3 separate regions of the Homo sapiens genome follow, and all the other regions are linked to region 2. A link is a loop called in an ENCODE intact Hi-C map of the cell type or tissue named here. Cell type or tissue: dorsolateral prefrontal cortex. All regions are shown on one strand. Each heading gives the region's core, and the rest is flanking DNA. Links, peaks and the distances in the headings are about the cores only.

What was found. Hi-C counts contacts between places; a loop is a spot of excess contacts. Peaks named below come from ENCODE experiments on the same cell type or tissue, not always from the same donor. Only the 100,000 strongest peaks of a DNase experiment are listed, where the experiment ranks them.
Region 1: a loop joins it to region 2, with 11 times the contacts of the local background. A loop is called at or near these places in 61 of 110 quality-filtered maps.
Region 3: a loop joins it to region 2, with 7 times the contacts of the local background. A loop is called at or near these places in 54 of 110 quality-filtered maps.

The regions. Positions count from the first base shown.
Region 1 is chr9:19,171,157-19,176,931 of GRCh38, reverse strand. No RefSeq gene overlaps it. Among named protein-coding and RNA genes, the nearest start is that of PLIN2, 47 kb to the right of the region's middle. In dorsolateral prefrontal cortex, for the core only: CTCF peaks have their summits at 2,309 and 2,508 (motif pointing right); no DNase peak of the experiment used is centred there; H3K4me3 peaks cover 424 bases.
Region 2 is chr9:19,045,482-19,051,151 of GRCh38, reverse strand. RRAGA (Ras related GTP binding A) reads right to left here and starts at 1,725. Exons shown (of 1, transcript NM_006570.5): 1 at 127-1,725. The coding sequence starts at 1,492. The coding sequence ends at 551. It also overlaps a transcript of SAXO1 not described here. RefSeq lists a silencer at 1,467-1,656 and an enhancer at 1,264-1,785. In dorsolateral prefrontal cortex, for the core only: CTCF peaks have their summits at 1,777 and 1,976 (motif pointing left); DNase peaks (open chromatin) are centred at 1,421 and 1,831; H3K4me3 peaks cover 2,813 bases; H3K27ac peaks cover 2,931 bases.
Region 3 is chr9:19,461,672-19,467,446 of GRCh38, reverse strand. MAP1LC3BP1 (microtubule associated protein 1 light chain 3 beta pseudogene 1) reads left to right here and starts at 4,058. Exons shown (of 2, transcript XM_047424278.1): 1 at 4,058-4,131. The coding sequence starts at 4,058. RefSeq lists a silencer at 2,243-2,702. In dorsolateral prefrontal cortex, for the core only: CTCF peaks have their summits at 2,388 and 2,589 (motif pointing left); DNase peaks (open chromatin) are centred at 2,366 and 2,616; H3K4me3 peaks cover 972 bases; H3K27ac peaks cover 2,064 bases.

The DNA of each region.
Region 1 (5,775 bases), core at 546-5,545, 130 kb before region 2:
TCGCTTTTTCGCCCAGGCTGGAGTGAAGTGGTGCGATCTCAGTTCACTGTAACCTCCACCCCCCGGGTTTAAGTGATTCTCTTGCCTCAGCCTCCCAAGTAGCTGGAATTACAGGCATGTGCCACCACGCCTGGCTAATTTTTGTATTTTTAGTAGAGATGGGGTTTCACCATGTTGGCCAGGCTGGTCTTGAACTCCTGACCTAAGGTGATCCACCTGCCTCGGCCCCCCAAAGTGCTAGGATTATAGGCATGAGCCACCGCGCCCGGTCAGTACTTTCTTTTTGTAGCACTTATCACAATTGTTGGCATATAGTTACCAGGTTATAAGCTTCATGGAGAGTTTGGGTCTGGATTTCTGTTGTATCCCTAGCACTGGTATATAGTAGATACTCAACAAATACTTACCAATGAGTTAATAAATATATCTGCAAGAGTGGTTATAGTATTGTTGTAACTTCCCTTCTACCTCAAAGCTGCTTTTGATTCAACTCCTATCAACAGGTAGGAGAAGTGAGTTCACCATGACTTGTTCTCCATTATGTATACAGTTGTGTCCCCACAATCCTTGTGATGCTAAACATACAAAAGGGGATATATACATGTTTACGGGTTGGTTGATTAAATGATGTGGTTTGATACTCATCTCCTACCTCAACTTTGCCTATTGTCAGATAAGAGGCAAAGAGAAATATTAGGGAAGCAACTCTCAGGTTACAGAGGTCAAAATCTTACTTGGGTCTTTTGAAATGTAGTCTGGCATTCATAGGAATTTGTCTGTTTTTGTCCACTATTGGCCTGAAAAATCAAATACCCTAGGCCAAGACCCTAATTGCCAGTAACTACTATATTATTGAGCATTATAGTATTAAATTCCATGCATGGCCAATATTATACATTATTAGGTTTTAAAGTAATCAGAAAGTATTTGCCCTTTTTTTTTTGCTTTGCAAATGGATGGGTAAATATATTCACTGTTCCTCTCTTCATTGTAGCAAAATCACGACTATATTACAGCATTAATAACTCTCTAGCTGTGTGGCTTTGGGCAAATCATTTCTCTCTGGACATAAATTTCCTTATTGACACAATGAGGAGATTGGATGTAAGGTCTCTTCCAATTCTAACATCTTTTTTTTCTATTTCATTTGATGAAAATTACCACACAAGGCCGGGCACAGTGGCTCACGCCTGTAATCCCAGCACTTTGGGAGGCCGAGGTGGGTGGATCACGAGGTCAGGAGATCAAGACCAGCCTGGCCAAGATGCTGAAACCCCATCTCTACTAAAAATACAAAAATTAGCCGGACGCGGTGGCAGGCGCCTGTAATCCCAGCTACTTGGGAGGTTGAGGTAGCAGAATCGCTTGAACCCGGGGGAGAGAGGTTGCAGTGAGCTGAGATTGCACCACTGCACTCCAGTCTGGGTGACAGAGCAAGACTCGGTAGACTCTGTCTCAAAAAAAAAAAAAGAAAAAAAGAAAAAGAAAAAAGAAAAGAAAATTACCACACAAATTAACTTACCTCTGGCCGGGTGCAGTGACTCACGCATGTAATCCCAGAACTTTGGGAGGCCAGGGCAGGTGGATCACCTGAGGTCAGGAGTTCGAGACCAGCCTGACCAACATGGTGAAACCCCGTCTTTATTAAAAATGCAAAAATTAGCCGGGCATGGTGGTGCATGCCTGTAATCCCAGCTACTCGGGAGGCTGAGGCAGGAGAATCGCCTGAACCCGGGAGGTGAGGTTGCAGTGAGCCGAGATCATTGCCATTGCATGCCAGGCTGGGCAACAAGAGAGAAATAGTCTCAAAAAAAAAAAATTAGCTTACCTCTAATTTATTCAGTTTTCTTCTATGTTCACAGGGAAAAATAAGACTCAAGTTTTCCTTAAATCTGGAGAAACTTTTTTTTAGGTTGTGTATGTGTTCCTACAAGAGAATTTTCTTTGAAAATAAAATACTGGACCAGCCTGGGCAGCCAAAAAACGGAAAAATTAGCCAGGCGTGGTGGCACATGCCTATAGTCCCAGCTACTCAGGAGGCTGAGGTGGGGGGATCATATGAACCCGGGACATCAAGGCTGCAGTGAGCTGTGACTGTGCCACTGCACTCCAGTCTGTGCAACAGAGTGAGACCTTGTCAAAAAAAGAAAGGAAGAAAAAAAGAAAGAAAGAAAGAAAGAAAGAAAAGGAAGGGAGGGAGAGACAGAGAGAAAAGAAAAAGAAGAAAGGAAGGAGAGGAAGAAAGGAAGGAAGGGAGGGAGGAAAAAATAGAGGAAGGAAGGAAGAGAGAAAGGGATAGAAAGAAAGGAAGGAAGGAAGGAGAGAGAATGAAACAAGGAAGGAAGGACGGAAGGAAGGAGAGAGAAAGGAAAGAAGGAAGGAAGAGAGAGAAAGAAAGAAAAAGAGAAAGGAAGGAAGGAAGGGAAAGAAAGAAGGAAAGGAAAAGAAGAAACTGAAAACATAGACTTTTTCCTATTTGGCCATTAGATGTCGCTCAACATCCAAAAAGTAGAAGAAACCAGATGTACACTATAAAGCTCCTGCCCAGTTCCCCCGGGACTGACCCAGTCATACTGGGTGGCTTGCTTAATCGTGTACTGGTATTTGTGTGTCAGTGTCTTGCCACGTATAGCAAAAAATCCCCTTAGCCATCCAGAAAACTTGTTGCCTATATGTCTTATATATGTGTTTATTTATTTATTTATTTAAGGAGACAGGGTCTTGCTCTGTAGCCCAGGTTAGAATGAAGTGGTGCAATTATAGCTCACTGCAACCTTGAACTCCTAGACTCAAGCAATCCTCTCACCTCAACCCAAACATCTCAATTTTATAACTTCTTTTTATTTTTTTCAGACAGAGTCTCTGTTCCCCATGCTGGAGTACATTGACATAGTCACAGCTCACTGCTGCCTCAAGCTCCTGGGCTCAAGTCATCCTCTTGCCTCAGCCTTCAGAGTGGCTGGGACTTACAGGCGCGGGCCACCACACCAGGCTAATTTTTGTGTCTTTTGGAAACATGAGGTCTCCCTGTGTTGTCTAGGCTGGTCTTGAACACCTGCAGTCAAGGGGTCCTCCTACCTCAGCTTCCCAAAGTGCTGGGATTAGGATTGCAGGCGTGGGACACTGCACCTGGCTGATTTTATCACTTAAGTCAACATATAGTTGTTGAACATTTTGGCTGACTACATACCAGGATCAATAAGCTCCATGGCGGAATTCCCCCTCATCCTTCAGGACCTAGATCAAATGCCACCTCCTCTGTGGGACCTTATCTGACCTTCCTAGAAAACTCTTTGTCACAGTACTTTTGTATTGTGTTTGTTTACCCACCTACCTCCCCAAATTCTGGAAAAGATTCCCAATCTTCTTCATAATAAAAGAAATGCACACTAAACTACAAAAAGATGCTATTTTAACTTACATGGTAAATATCAACAGTTCTGATATTTGGTTTAGAATAATAGGCATTCTCATATATTTTTAGTGAGAGTGTACACTGGTTTATGATTACTGTTAATAGAAGACAATTTAGAAATTTCTGTCTTTTTTTTTTTTTGAGACATGGTCTCGCTCTGTCACCCAGGCTGGAGTGCAGTGGCACTATCATGGCTCACTTCAGCCTTGACCTCCTGGGCTCAAGTGATCCCCCAACCTTACTGCCCCCTGCCCCAGGTCCTAGGCTAATAAACAGATGAGATTTGGCATGAGAAGGAATAACAATAGTAGCATGAATGCATTTTTGGCAGACACGAGTTGGGGAAGGGACATGTCCTCCCCTTCCCCGTGATGGGGAGAGGGGTGATGCGAAGTATGACAACCGGCAGGTGGGTGATTAAAGGCCCGCTTATACTGCCAAACACATGAGGGTAGTCCTGCACCAACCACACTAGGCATCTTATCATTCAATCGGCATCCTTTGCCATATCTCTTTTTCCTCTTGGGGAAGAAAAATGTGCTGGCACTCACCACCTTCAGTCCCCTTCATTTTTCAGAATGCTGATATTTATTTATACTTGAGGAGTGCTTTAAAGTAATTTTTTTTTTTTTTTGAGACTGAGTCTTGCTTTGTTGCCCAGGCTGGAGTGCAGTGGCGCGATCTTGGCTCACTGCAACCTTTGCCTCCTGGGTTTAATCGATTCTCCTGCCTCAGCCTCCCAGGTAGCTGGGACTACAAGAGCGTGCCACGCCTGGCTAATTTTTTGTATCTTTAGTAGAGACGGGGTTTCACTGTGTTAACCAGGATGGTCTTAATTTCCTGACCTCATGATCCGCCCGCCTCGGCCTCTCAAAGTACTGGGATTACAGGTGTGAGCCACCGCACCTGGCCATAAAGTAATTTTTAATTGGTTGTATGTTTCACAACCTGCACAGGGAAACTCAGACATCGCCTGCAACTTTCCCATGCAGTAAGTGTTCCAACCTCACATCACATTTCAGTACAGAATCTTTTTTTGTTGTTGTTAAGATAGAGACAGGGTCTCCCTATGTTGCCCAGGCTGGTCTCAAACTCCTGGGCTCAAGGGATCCTCCTGCCTCGGCCTCCCAAAGTGCTAAGATTATAGGCATCAGTCACCAAGCCCTGCCCCAGTACAGAATCTTGAGTGTAATTATGTTTTCATAATGAACTTTGGTTTCATCAGATGAAGATTGAATCATAGCACTGCAACTTTTATTTATCCACAAGTGGATTACTTAATATTTGTTCTCATTACTACAGATTTAAAAAGCCTTTCAGCAAAAGCCTCTCATTTGCCTCTCACGTGATTGTTGCCAGGAAATGAGAAACCAAATTACATCCTGAATATTCCTTGCTGCTGCCTCAACAATAGACCTAAAACAATAACAGGCTCAAATTAAGATAGAAATAGAACTATGGGGTTGGGGGGAACTAACGTTAGCAATATACAATGCTAATTTAGCACAGAACACTTACAGAACCAATGTACTTTATGCATCACTAGGGCACCTAAACATTTATTCAATAAGCAGCTATCGGCTGGGTGCAGTGGCTCACACCTGTAATCTCAGCACTTTGGGAGGCCAAGGTGGGTGGATCACCCGAGGTGAGGAGTTCAAGACCAGCCTGGCCAACATAGTGAAACCCAGTCTTTACTAAAAATACAAATATTAGTTGGGCATGGTGGCCCATGCCTGTAATTCCAGCTACTTGGGAGGTTGAGGCAGGAGAATCACTTGAACCCGGGAGGCGGAGGTTGCAGTGAGCCAAGATTGCGCCACTGCGCTCCAGCCTGGGCTACAGAGTGAGACTCCGTCTCAAAAAACAAAACAAAACAAAACAAACAAACAAAAAAAAACAAAAAAAAGCAGCTATAGAATACTTGACATTTTTTTACTTTTCCCTCTGATTTCTAGTTAATAACTGTATTTGAATATTATGTAATCCTATATGCCAGGTGCTATTTTAGGCACTTTATATATCATCTCATTTTCACACTTTGATTTCACATGTCTATTCTCCTCCTAACTGCCTCTTCCTTCTGTAGCTCACAGTTTGCTTCTGCCTCCTACTGTTTTCCTCTTGTCTCTATTATTTACTTTCCTCCCATTATTTTTCTCTCTGTTTCACCTCCGTCCTTGGAAAACTTTTTCCATTTTTCCTGAGATTCCCATCCCCCACTGCCCCCATCCTTCTCCTCTTTGCCTGCCTGTAGTGTATGTTGATAGATATGAAGAAAATTCAGAGGAAAGTCACAAATAGTTTTTCTTAAAATACTTTTAAGTTTTAATGACCACTAATAAGTGTATGAGGTTTTG
Region 2 (5,670 bases), core at 1-5,000:
ACATCACTAAAGTGCTGGGGGCTAAATTCACAGAATCAAATTTGCCAGTCAAGCAATACTTGTGGGCAGTCAGAATTTTTAGATTTGCATATTAAGCACTTTCAAGTTATTTCAAATAAGGACATGTTTTAAATTGCTAACACGTTTATTCATGAATGAAGCCAAGAAGAATTTATAAATGCATTTTAATACCTTGCTGATAAAATAGTAACATTCCGTCTTTGCAATCTGATACGGAATACAGGAAGATACTGGTAAAGGCTTTGATGTGCATATCTATCATAACCAGGTAATGAGAACACACACGAACCACCTACTTTAGTGTTACACCATACCAACTTCTCAGAAAGGTCAGCTTCAAGCTCTACTGGGTAGCTGAGTAAATAGCGTCCAATGTTTAAAGACTGGGGAAGCGGGGAGAAAGATGAAAGGAGTAAGCAGCACACACTTCAAAGCCCACTTTTAAGCACACGACATTATGAATATTAAAAATAAAGGATGCAAACAAAAAAGGCAATTCAGCATTTTCAGAAAGAGCATTTGGCAATATTCAACGCATAAGGAGACTGTGCTTGGGGCCATCCACTCTCTCCAGCTTCTCAAAGTGTTTCCGGGCATTGCGAATGTTGATCAGAGTGGCCGCAGAAGGGATCGACGGATCTGACATGACCACCATCACGTACGTATTTGAGGTGAAGATGTCGATGAAAGCAGCGAAGTTGGAATTCCTAACTTCCATGCTCTGGAAGGAAGCGGCCAATTTACTGCAGCTCAGCTTGAACTGTTTGATGATGTTGCTGATCTTCTCAAACCGGTGGACGTCGCGCTGCTCTTTGCACTGGTAGTGGGAAATAACCAAGAATGTAGCTCTTTCGAACAGCAGAACTTCATCGGCCTCAATGATTTGGGCAAAATTCCTGAGGTTCATCTCCAGCTGCTGAACGTTGGGAATCAGCTGGTAGACGATGCTGGACCAGGCTTTGTAGAGCGTCTCATCCCAGATGGACGTTCGAAAACAAGCACACTCCAGCGGGCGAGACAGACGCCTCAGGTCTTCCTCTCGCTCTTTAAAAATCAGGTCACGCTGATCCTCCTGAACCAGATCCATTTTGTGCACCAGGCAGAAGATTTTGGCGTCAGGAGAGTTCTGGAGGATGGCCTCCAGACACGACTGGTAATAATGCATGTCCTTTTCCAGTTCGCGGCTCTCCACGTCAAACACGTAAATCAAAACTTCCACGTTACGGAAGATATTGTCTCGCTGGCTGGTGAAGTAATTTTCCATGAAGGTGTCCTGACCGCCACAGTCCCACAGGTTCAGCACCAGGTTCCCTAGGAATCGGACGTGGGAGTGTTCCACGTCAATGGTGGCCCCCAGGCGCCGGGTGTCGCGAGCAATGTAATTGGCGAAGATTATCGACCTCATGCTGGTCTTCCCCGACCCGCTCTTCCCCATCAGCAGCACCTTTTTCTTCATGGCTGTATTTGGCATCACCCGCCGGGGCACCGCGGACTGGGCCTGAGGGCGCGGCCTACACGCAGCGCCGAGGGAGGGGTCGGGGGCTGCCGGGGACTCGCAGGCCGCGCCTCGCTCCGCTCCGCCGCGCAGCTGGGCAGGCAGGAGAGTCGAGAGCGCGAACCCGGGGCTGGAGAGGCCGCGGACGGGCTGGCTCTTACTCAGATGGGAGCGCCCGCGGCTGTCAGTGGCAACGGCTCGGGAGATACGCTCGCTTTCCGGGAGGGAGCCGCTGCGTCCCCGCCACCACCCACTTCCGGCGGCGATCTCGCGAGAGCTCCCTCGCTCCGCCCTCCGTGCCCGACGAGCCTTGAAAAGCCGCTGCTCTAATGAAACCTAACCGGGGCGGCGTGAGCCCTAAGATGGAAGGGAAGCTCGAGGACTTCGGTCTTTTGTTCTGTTGCAGCTGGGTTTGCTGTTGCTAGGGGTACGTGTGTGGTTGGCCGGGGGAAATGCTGCCCTCTCGTGGCCAAAAAAAGCCCCAACCGCCACCACCACCGCAACTGGCTTTAGGAGCGAGGTGTGTCGGGCCGGTTTCCGCAGGGGCAGCCGACTGGTGAAGTGGAGGGAAAGCCTAACTTCCCAGTCCGCTTAGGCCTCCCCAGCTTGCCCGGCCCAGTGAGTACAAGGGCAGGGCAGATGGAGACTGTGCAGGCGCGGAAAGTGAGACTTGTAGGCAAGCGATTGCCTGTTGCTGCGCAGCTAGGTAATAGCAAGTCCCTCCTAGGAGACATCCTGGCTTCCAGTGGGTGCTTTTAATTCCTTTCTCACATCTGCTTTTCCGTAATCTCAGACTTTAGAATTTATAATTAGAATTCCAAAGCTCGAGGAAATGATAATGTGGAATCCCAGGCATTAGTTCCATCCTCACAGTAACCCTGTGAATTAATAACCCTATTTTCAAGTTAGGGAATCAAAGGTTAGAGAGGTTAAGTCACTTGACCAAGTTACACAGATACTAAATGATGAAATGGAATTTGGTTTTAGACAATCTTGCTGCGGTCTATTTGCCTAACAATAGGCTACCCTGTGCCCCTCTCAAAGCATAATATGATTCTGCTCTTGGTCTTCAAGTAGATGAGTGAATCAGTGTCGCCAGTATCGTTCATACAGAATGAATGAGAGTCATCAGGATACTGAAGCCTCTGTATCTACCTTAAAGTCCTTTTTTTTTCTTTTGAGACGGAGTCTCACTCTGTTGCCCAGGCTGGAGTGCAGTGGCGCGATCTCAGCTCACTGCAACCTACGCCTCCTGAGTTCAAGCGATTCTCCTGCCTCAGTCCCCCAAATAGCTGGGATTGTGGGCACCTGCCACCACGCCCGGCTAATTTTTGTATTTTTAGTGGAGACGGGGTTTCACTATGTTGGCCAGGCTGGTCTGGAACTCAAGCCAGCCACCTGCCTCGGCCTCCTAAAGTGTGGGATTACAGGCGTGAGCCACCGTGCCTGGCCTAAAGCCCTTATCAAAGTGTATACTGTACTGTACAAATTCAGGTATTCCATTCTTTCATTTATTCAAAAAATATTTTAATTCCTACTGTTAACGTGTGCAGTAAAAGAAGTTCAAAAATGGCCTTTGCTGTAGTTTATGGAAATCATAGAGTGAAATTCCATAATACAATATAGTATGTGGAAAATCTCCTCTCAATGTATTCAGTTTCATCTCCTTGGTGCTACCTCTTCTGGAGCCTTCTTATCTGATCGCCTTTCACCACCATTCTGGGGTTTCCCTTCCCCGTTCTTTCGAGTTGGGTATTCTTTTTCCTGATTTCACATCTTCTCATTTTTGGCTCATTTGGTGGAACACATGTTCCAATAGTTTCCAGATAAAAAGTATGAGGAGAGTAAAAATTTCAAGAGATTGGATGTCTGAAAATTTCTTTGTTTTTACCCTCACACTTGATTGGTTGGACATAATTTTTCCTCAGAGTCTTGGAGGCATTGCTCTGTTGCTCCATCGTCTTTTAGCAGCCAGTAGTCTGATGCCTGCTTCTTGGTTTTGATCTATTCTTTCCTCTCTAAAAACATATTCGAAATTTTCTTATTCTAGTGTTCTGAAACTTAATGATAATTGGCATTGTTGAGCCCAAATTTGCATTGTACTGGACTCTCCAATGTGTCTTTTAATTTGGAAACCATGCCCTTGAATTCTAAACAATGTTCTTGAATTGTTTGATGATGTATTTCCTCTATTCTGTCATGTGAATACTCCTAAGGTCTGGATATCACATTTTACGGAGTCTCCTCTAATGTATTTTTTTTCTTTTTTTTGGAGACAGAGTCTCACTCTGTTGCCCATGCTAGAGTGTAGTTGCACGATCTTGGCTCACTGCAACCTCCACCTCCTGGGTTCAAGAGATTCTCTTGCTTCAGCCTCCCAAGTAGCTGGGACTACAGGCCTCCACCACCATGCCTGGCTAAGTTTTATTTTTGTTTTTGTTTTTGTTTTGAGATGGAGTCTTGCTCAGCAGCCTAGGCCGGAGTGCAGTGGCACTATCTCGGCTTACTGCAACCTCCGCCTCCCAGATTCAAGCCATTCTCCCGGCTCAGCCTCCCGAGTAGCTGGTATTACAGATGCCTGCCACCATACCTGGCTAATTTTTGTATTTTTAGTAGAGAGGGGGTTTCACCATGTTGGCCAGGCTGGTCTCAAACTGCTGGTCTTAAGTGATCTGCCCGCCTCAGCTTCCCAAAGTGCTGGGGTTACAGGCATGCGCCACTGCGCCTGGCCTTCTTTTCTTTTTAAAAAAATTTTTTAAATTTATTTTTAGAGACAGGATCTTTCTCTGTCAACCAGGCTGGAGTGCAGTGGTGAGATCATAGCTCACTGCAGCCACCACCTCCTCGGCTCAAGGGATCCTCACATGCCAGCCTCCCAAGTAGCTAGGATTATAGGTGTGTGCCACTATGCTTAATTTTTTTTTTTTTTTTCTGAGACGAAGTTTTGCTCTTGTTGCCCAGGCTGGAGTGCAATGGCATGATCTCAGCTCACCACAACCTCTGCCTGCCGGGTTCAAGCGATCCTTCTGCCTCAGCCTCCCAAGTAGCTGGGATTGCAGGCATGTGCCACCTTGTCTGGCTAATTTTGTATTTTTAGTAGAGATGGGGTTTCTCCTTTCTCCATGTTGGTCAGGCTGGTCTCGAACTGCCGACCTCAGGTGATCTGCCCGCCTCGGCCTCCCAAAGTGCTGGGATTACAGGCGTGAGCCACCGCACCTGGCCTGCCTAATTTTTAAATATTTTTTTGGTAACCCTTTCTTATTTTCTATTTCTGTCTTTTTGTTCTACTTTCCAGGAGATTTTTCTCATCCTAATTTTCCAACTCTTTGGAGTTTTAAATTTTAATATCATATTTTTAATTTCCACAGGCTGTTCTAATTGTTCTTTTTAAAAACATAAAATTATTTTCTTGGATTAAATATATTCTTTTATCTCTCTGAGGATAATAGTAACATTAAGAAAAAGTTTTTATCCCGTTTAGTCTTGGTTTCTTCCAAGTTTCTTTTGTTTGTATGTTCTCCTTATGTTCTCCTTTTTTTTTTTTTTTTTTTTTGAGACGGAGTTTCATTCTTGTTGCCCAGGCGCAACGGCGCAATCTCTGCTCACCGCAACCTCCGCCTCCCAGGTTCAAGTGATTCTCCTGCCTCAGCCTTCTCCAGCAGCTGGGATTACAGGCATGCGCCCCCAGGCCCGGCTACTTTTGTATTTTTAGTAGATACGGGGTTTCTCCATGTTGGTGAGCCACCGCGCCCGGCAGTAAAAGAAGTTCAAAAATGGCCTTTGCTGTAGTTTATGGAAATCATAGAGCATATTCATGTTAGAAACTTTCCTTATTTGTTCAGTGATCATTGGTTGTCTGCTCCTATTTAAAGTTATTTAAAAACCCGTGGGTAGCATTGAAGACTATCAGGTTCATTAAAATGACTGGGCCATTTCTTTGAAGAAAGTCTTGCCGCCTGCCTCATTTAGACCTGTGCTCTTTGGCTGGTTAGATTCTCCCAGGATTCTTCTACTGGGATGGGGTGTGTATAAGCCTGATTAATAGCATTCTGGTTACTAAGTGGGAGAAGAAAGCTAGGTTGCTAATATTCAGTTTATAGGCCAGCTTAATCCTGTTTACAATATGGTACTTCAGTCCTCTGTGTCTCTGGTGT
Region 3 (5,775 bases), core at 275-5,274, 420 kb before region 2:
CTTGCTCTGTCTCCCAGGCTGGAGTGCAGCTCACTGCAGCCTCCACCTCCTGGGTTCAAGTGATTCTCCCGCCTCAGCCTCCGAAGTAGCTGGGATTAAAGGCGTGTGTTACTACACCCGGCTAATATTTCTGTATTTTTAGTAGAGATGGGGTTTTGCCATGTTAGCCAGGCTGGCCTCCAACTCCTGACCTCCAGTGATCCACCCACCTCGGCCTCCCAAAGTGCTGGGATTACAGGCACGAGACACTGCGCCCGGCCGAAAAAAACAAGTTTAATTTTATTTCTCTATCACCTAGGCAGTGCAAGATTGGTATGACAATTGCACAGAACTTTCTGGAACCCAAACTCCTTCCTGTCCATCACTCCATCATCCCAGGGGTATGATGCTCATCCTTGTGTCCCAAGTTGGCAACCAGAGCTCCAGCCATCACATCCACGTTCCAGGAAGCAGAGTAGAGGAGGGCAACAAATAAAAGGAGCAAATGGAGATACTGTTTTTTAAAGAAAGTTCCCTGAAAGGTGCCATATACCACTTCTATACATGTCTTCAGACAGAACTGGTTGGAAAAACAAAAAAAGATGAAAAATGGAGACTTTTATTCCAGGCAGCCAACTTTCCAGCTAAATATTGGAGCTTCTATTACAAAGGAAGAAAGAGGAAGTGATATTAGAGTAAGAAATTGAAAATCTCTGCCACAAAAGAATTATTTTTTTAATCCTCATAACAGCCTATGAAATAACTTCTGTTATTATCTCCATTTTACAGATGAGAAAATTGAGGCTTAGAGAAGATTTTTGTGGAAGATTTTTGTGGGTTTTTGTTTTGTTTTGAGACAGGGTCTCACTCTGTCACCCAAGCTGAAGTTGCAGTGGTGCCATCATGGCTCACTACAGCCTTGGCCTCCTGGGCTCAAGCAATCCTCCCACCCAAGTCTTCCAAGTACCTGGGACCACAGGCACATGCCACCCCACTCGGCTTATTTTTGTACTTTTTGTAGAGACAGGGTCTCACCAAGTTGCCCAGGCTAGCCTCAAATTCCTGGCCTCAAGTGATCCTCCTACCATGGCCTCCCAAAGTGCTGGGATTACAGGTGTGAACCATAGTGCCCGGCCAAGAGAAGATTCTTGACCAAAGTCTATACTCAAAAGCCCTGACCAACATCTCACTGAAAGTTATGAGAGACTCTGAGGCAGAACTGCCCAGCCAAGCTGCTCCCAAATTCCTGACCCAGAGAAACTGAGAGACTATTTATTTTTGTTTCAAGCCACTAAGTTTCAGGGTCATTTATTAGGCAGCCACTCATCTAGTTTATGGTGTGTGCCCTCCAGGGGGACTGCATTTTAATAGGGGACTCAGAGAGGCTGCCCATGGAGCAGTAAAAGCTCTAGGCTGGAAGTCAGGACACCTGGGCCTGGTCTTCTACCTCATAAAAGCTACGCAGCCCTGGAAGACACGCTTCAGGGCTCTGAATGTCAGTGTTCTCATCGTAAACACTTCTTTAAGGGAAGGGGCAGGTGTTGAACTAGACACCCTCTAGGATCGCTTCCAGCTTTCATGTTCTAACTGTTGGAAGAGAGAAACTGGGAGCAGAGCGCAGCACCCCCGGCCAGGCCAGCAGCTACTTTCTCCCCAGCTCGCAGGCTGCAGCCGAGGCCACAGGAGGAAAGGAGGCCCCTGGCCCTTTCCTCGGTTGAACCCAGGCTCTTCACCCCCGGAGTCGGCCTGTGACCCTTTCAATTTGGTGGGTAGAAATCTCCGGGAAGAGGCTGTACAAGTCACAATACAACCCCTCTGGAAAAGACGTGAGGCTTAACCCATAAGCAGCAATGGAAAAGGAAAGCTACAATCTCTAAATCAGTGGTTCTCAACCAGGAACAACTCCCGGCTCTCCTCGCCAGATATATGACATTTGACAATGTTTGGGACACTTTAGGTTGTCACAACTGGAAGGGTAGGTGCTACTGGCATCTATACTGCTGAACTCCTTCGCTCGCTCACTCTCTCATCCACACCCATATACCCACACATACCCCAAGTCGCTTGTCTCTGTGGAGGCTTGCCCCAGTTTCTCAGTAGCTCTGGTGGATCTGGGGGTTAGGGATCTAGACCGTCAAGGGGCCAACCAAACTGAAACCTGGAGTGGAGTCACCAAGAGGCAGAGCCCAGTGGGCCTGAAACATACACACTTTCAGGGAATCTCGTATAGATATATGCATGAACACGGCCTTGGGGTGGCAGAAGCGTTAGCGTTATCAGCTTTGGGGTAAATCCATTCTCTGGAACCTTGGCTTTAAAGAGCTCCCGCAAAGCGCAGAGCTTTCCTCTGGGGGCGCATTTCTGCAGCCCAGAGTCAGCACGGTCCGCTCACCTGGAAACATGCCCGGCGGCGAGTATAGGCAGGCACGCAAGAACTCTCTCCTGCCTGCGTGGGAGGCAAAAGCCGCCCTGGCCGCCCCCGCCGCAGCCCTGCGCCCCGCGCCCCGCGCCCGCCAGCCCCTAGTCCCACAGCCACGCGCCTTCTAGTCCCACACCCCCGAGCCCCGCAGCCCCGCGCCCTTCAGCCCACCGCGCTCTCGCCCGGCAGCACTGCCCCCTGGTGGGCGCCCGGAGCAGCGCCCGCCCGCTCCTCGGACACCCAGGCCGAGCTGCTCCCAGTCCGCTCCAGACACTACACTCATCGGGCTCCGCTCCCCACGCCCGCATCTCCCAACTGCCAGCCGTAGGACCAAGCAGAAGTGCATCCCTGACCTTCCTGTGGTCCCAGCGGACAATGGCCAAGACACCACACTCACAATGTGTCTTGCAGGTCATAGCTCCCCTTTCTGATATTTTCAACTCATGGGTATGGCTCCTGTTGGCTTCTTTCACGCTTGCTCTGCACAAAAATACGCACACACTCACACTCACACGCACACACACACACTCCTCAGTACTCCTGACATCCAACCAGGTGCCGTGGACAGAAGAGCCATCATCTGCCCAGCGGTCTGGCAGCCTGGAGACCTTTCCCCTGGCCTAGTGCTCGCTGCCCGTCAGGTATCAGTTTGGACGCCGCATTCCAATCCAGGAAGCCTTCCTCACCCGGGCAAGGTATTCTCACCACACCCCAAAACTCTTTTGCTCTAAGGCAGGGGTCTCCACACCCCAGGCCGCAGACCAGTACCCCTTTGTGGCCTGTTAGGAACCGGGCTGCACAGACGGAGGTGAGCCCCGGGGCGAAGGCAAGCATGACCGCCTGAGCTCCACCTCCTGTCAGATCAGCAGTGGCATTCGATTCTCATAGGAGTGTGAACCCTGTTGTAAACTGCGTATGGGAGGGATCTAGGTTGCATGTTCCTTATGAGAATCTAATGCCTGATGATCTGTCACTGTCTCCCATCATCCCCAGATGAGACCACCTAGTTGCAGGAAAACAAGCTAAGGGCTCCCACTGATTCTACATTATGGTGAGTTGTAATTATTTCATTACATATTACAATGTAATAATAATTATTATTCTTATATTACAATAATTATTTCATTATACGTTACAATGTAATAATAATAGAAATAAAGTGCACAATAAATGTAATGAGCTTGAACCATCTGAAACCATTCTCCACCTCACACTCCCAGCCCTTTCCAGTCTGTGGAAAAAAGTGTCTTCCATGAAACCGGTCCCTGGTGTCAAAAAGGTTGGAGACCGCTGCTCTACGGATTGATTGGTTGGTAAATTGATGTTTGGATTCAGTCTCCCAGGCCCTGGGTTTGTCTCTGGGAATACAAAGATGAGGAGGCCAGGCGGTGCGGGTAGGGAGAGGCCAGACTGGATGGCTTTATCCCACCAGACATCCTAAGATTTGGGAAGAGAACAGGTTTTCTTCCAAGTGAACCCCCAGGCCAGCTTCCTAAAACCTCCTCTTTCCTAGCTCAGCCCACACCCCTCTCCTCCTTAGTGCTGCCTCCCTTCACTGCTTCTCGGGGTATTTTCCACAGCTGGTTGTAGATAGCGGTACCCCTCCCCGCCTCGGAGGGAGGGCATGAAAAGGTATTACAGGAAATTTCACCAGGGACCATGGGAGAGAAAGAGGAAGCCCTGGGCATGTGTGTGCCAGCACTTGTCAGTGTGCACCTATGTGTGCATACAAGGTGCGTGCACACACGGGAGGAGTCTAGAGGTTCCACAACGCTAAATCCATTCTGGCGGTTTTAGCTAAAAGTGGGGAGGGGATTCCACATTCCTGGCACATGACAGTGTAGTGAGTGGTTCAAATAACGTTTGCCCAAAATTCACCTTCACCCAGAATCTCAGTATGTGACCTTATTTGGCAATGGGGTCTTTGCAGATGTCATTAGTTAAGATGAGGTCATACTGGATTAGGGTGGGCCCTAAGTTCAATGACTGATGTCTTTGTAAGATAAAGGAGAAACTTAGACACAAGGCCACAGGGACACAAGGAAGAAGCCCCATGACAGTGGAAGGAGAGACATGGAGCAGATTCTTGCTCAGAGCCTCCAAAAGGAGCCAACCCTGCCCACACCTTGATTTTGGACTTCTGGCCTCCTGAACTGTGACAGAATAAATTTCTGATGTTTCAAGCCACTAAGTTTTGAGGTGATCTGTTACACAGCCATGGAGACAGGCCCAAAGGCCATGTGAAAGACCAGGAAGAACACACAAAGCTCTGAGAGACTCGAGTGAAGGGGACAAGGGGGAGATGCTCAAAACCAGAAAGACTGGAAAGGAAGGCAGGGACCAGATCGTGGAGGAGACTTCAGATCACACTCAGGGTCTCCAATCAGGTTTGTTTTGTTCTAAGAGCAATGGGGAGGAACTGGTGGGGCCTGAGCAGGAAGGACACTGTCAGATTTCTCTCTAGAAAGACAGCTGTGGCTCCAGCAGGACAGATGGGCAATAGAAGGTGGCACCTTCTCCAGGATACGGAAAAATGGATGGATTTGAGACATTGGAGAAGTGGAATTAAAAGGATTTATTTACTATTAGATTGGATATGGGTTGGACACAGTGGCTACCACCTATAATTCCAGCACTTTGGGAGGCCAAGGCAGGAGGATCACTTGAGCCAAGGAGTTTGAGACCAGCTTGGGCAACATAAAGAGACAAAATTTAAAAATTAGCCAGGCATGGTGACACATGACTGTGGTCTCAGTGACTCAGGAGGCTGAGGCAGGAGGGATCCCCTGAGCCCAGGAGAGTGAGGCTGCCTTGAACTATGATTACACCACTGCACCCAGCCTGAGTGACAGAGCAAGACCCTGTCTCAAAATAGATTGGATATAGACAACTGAGGGAGGTGGGGACTGCCTCTGCCAACTGAATGGAAAGTGACACCACTCACTGAGAAAGTGGACAAGGCCCAGATTTAAGAGAGGTATAAGTAAAGGCAAATGTGAGTTGTCTATGGGCATCCAATAGAGATGGCCAGGAAATAATGAGACTTGCAGACCTGTCACTGAGCAAAGAGAGATAGCTTGTGACTCCTCACTATGGCCACAGGCAGTACCAGCATCCAGGACTGTTAAGCAGCAGATGGTTTTGATTACTAGCTGCCGTTTACAAAAACCTGAGGATGCTCAAGTCCAGGACATAAAATCATGCAGTATTTGTATATAACCTATACACATTCTCCCCCCGCCCCCTTTTTTTTTTTTTTTTTTTTTTTTTTTTTTTTTTTTTTCCTGAGACAGAGCCTTGCTCTGTCACCCAGGCTGGAGTGCAGTGGCACGATCTCGGTTCATTGCAACCTCCACCTTCTGAGTTCAAGCGATTAT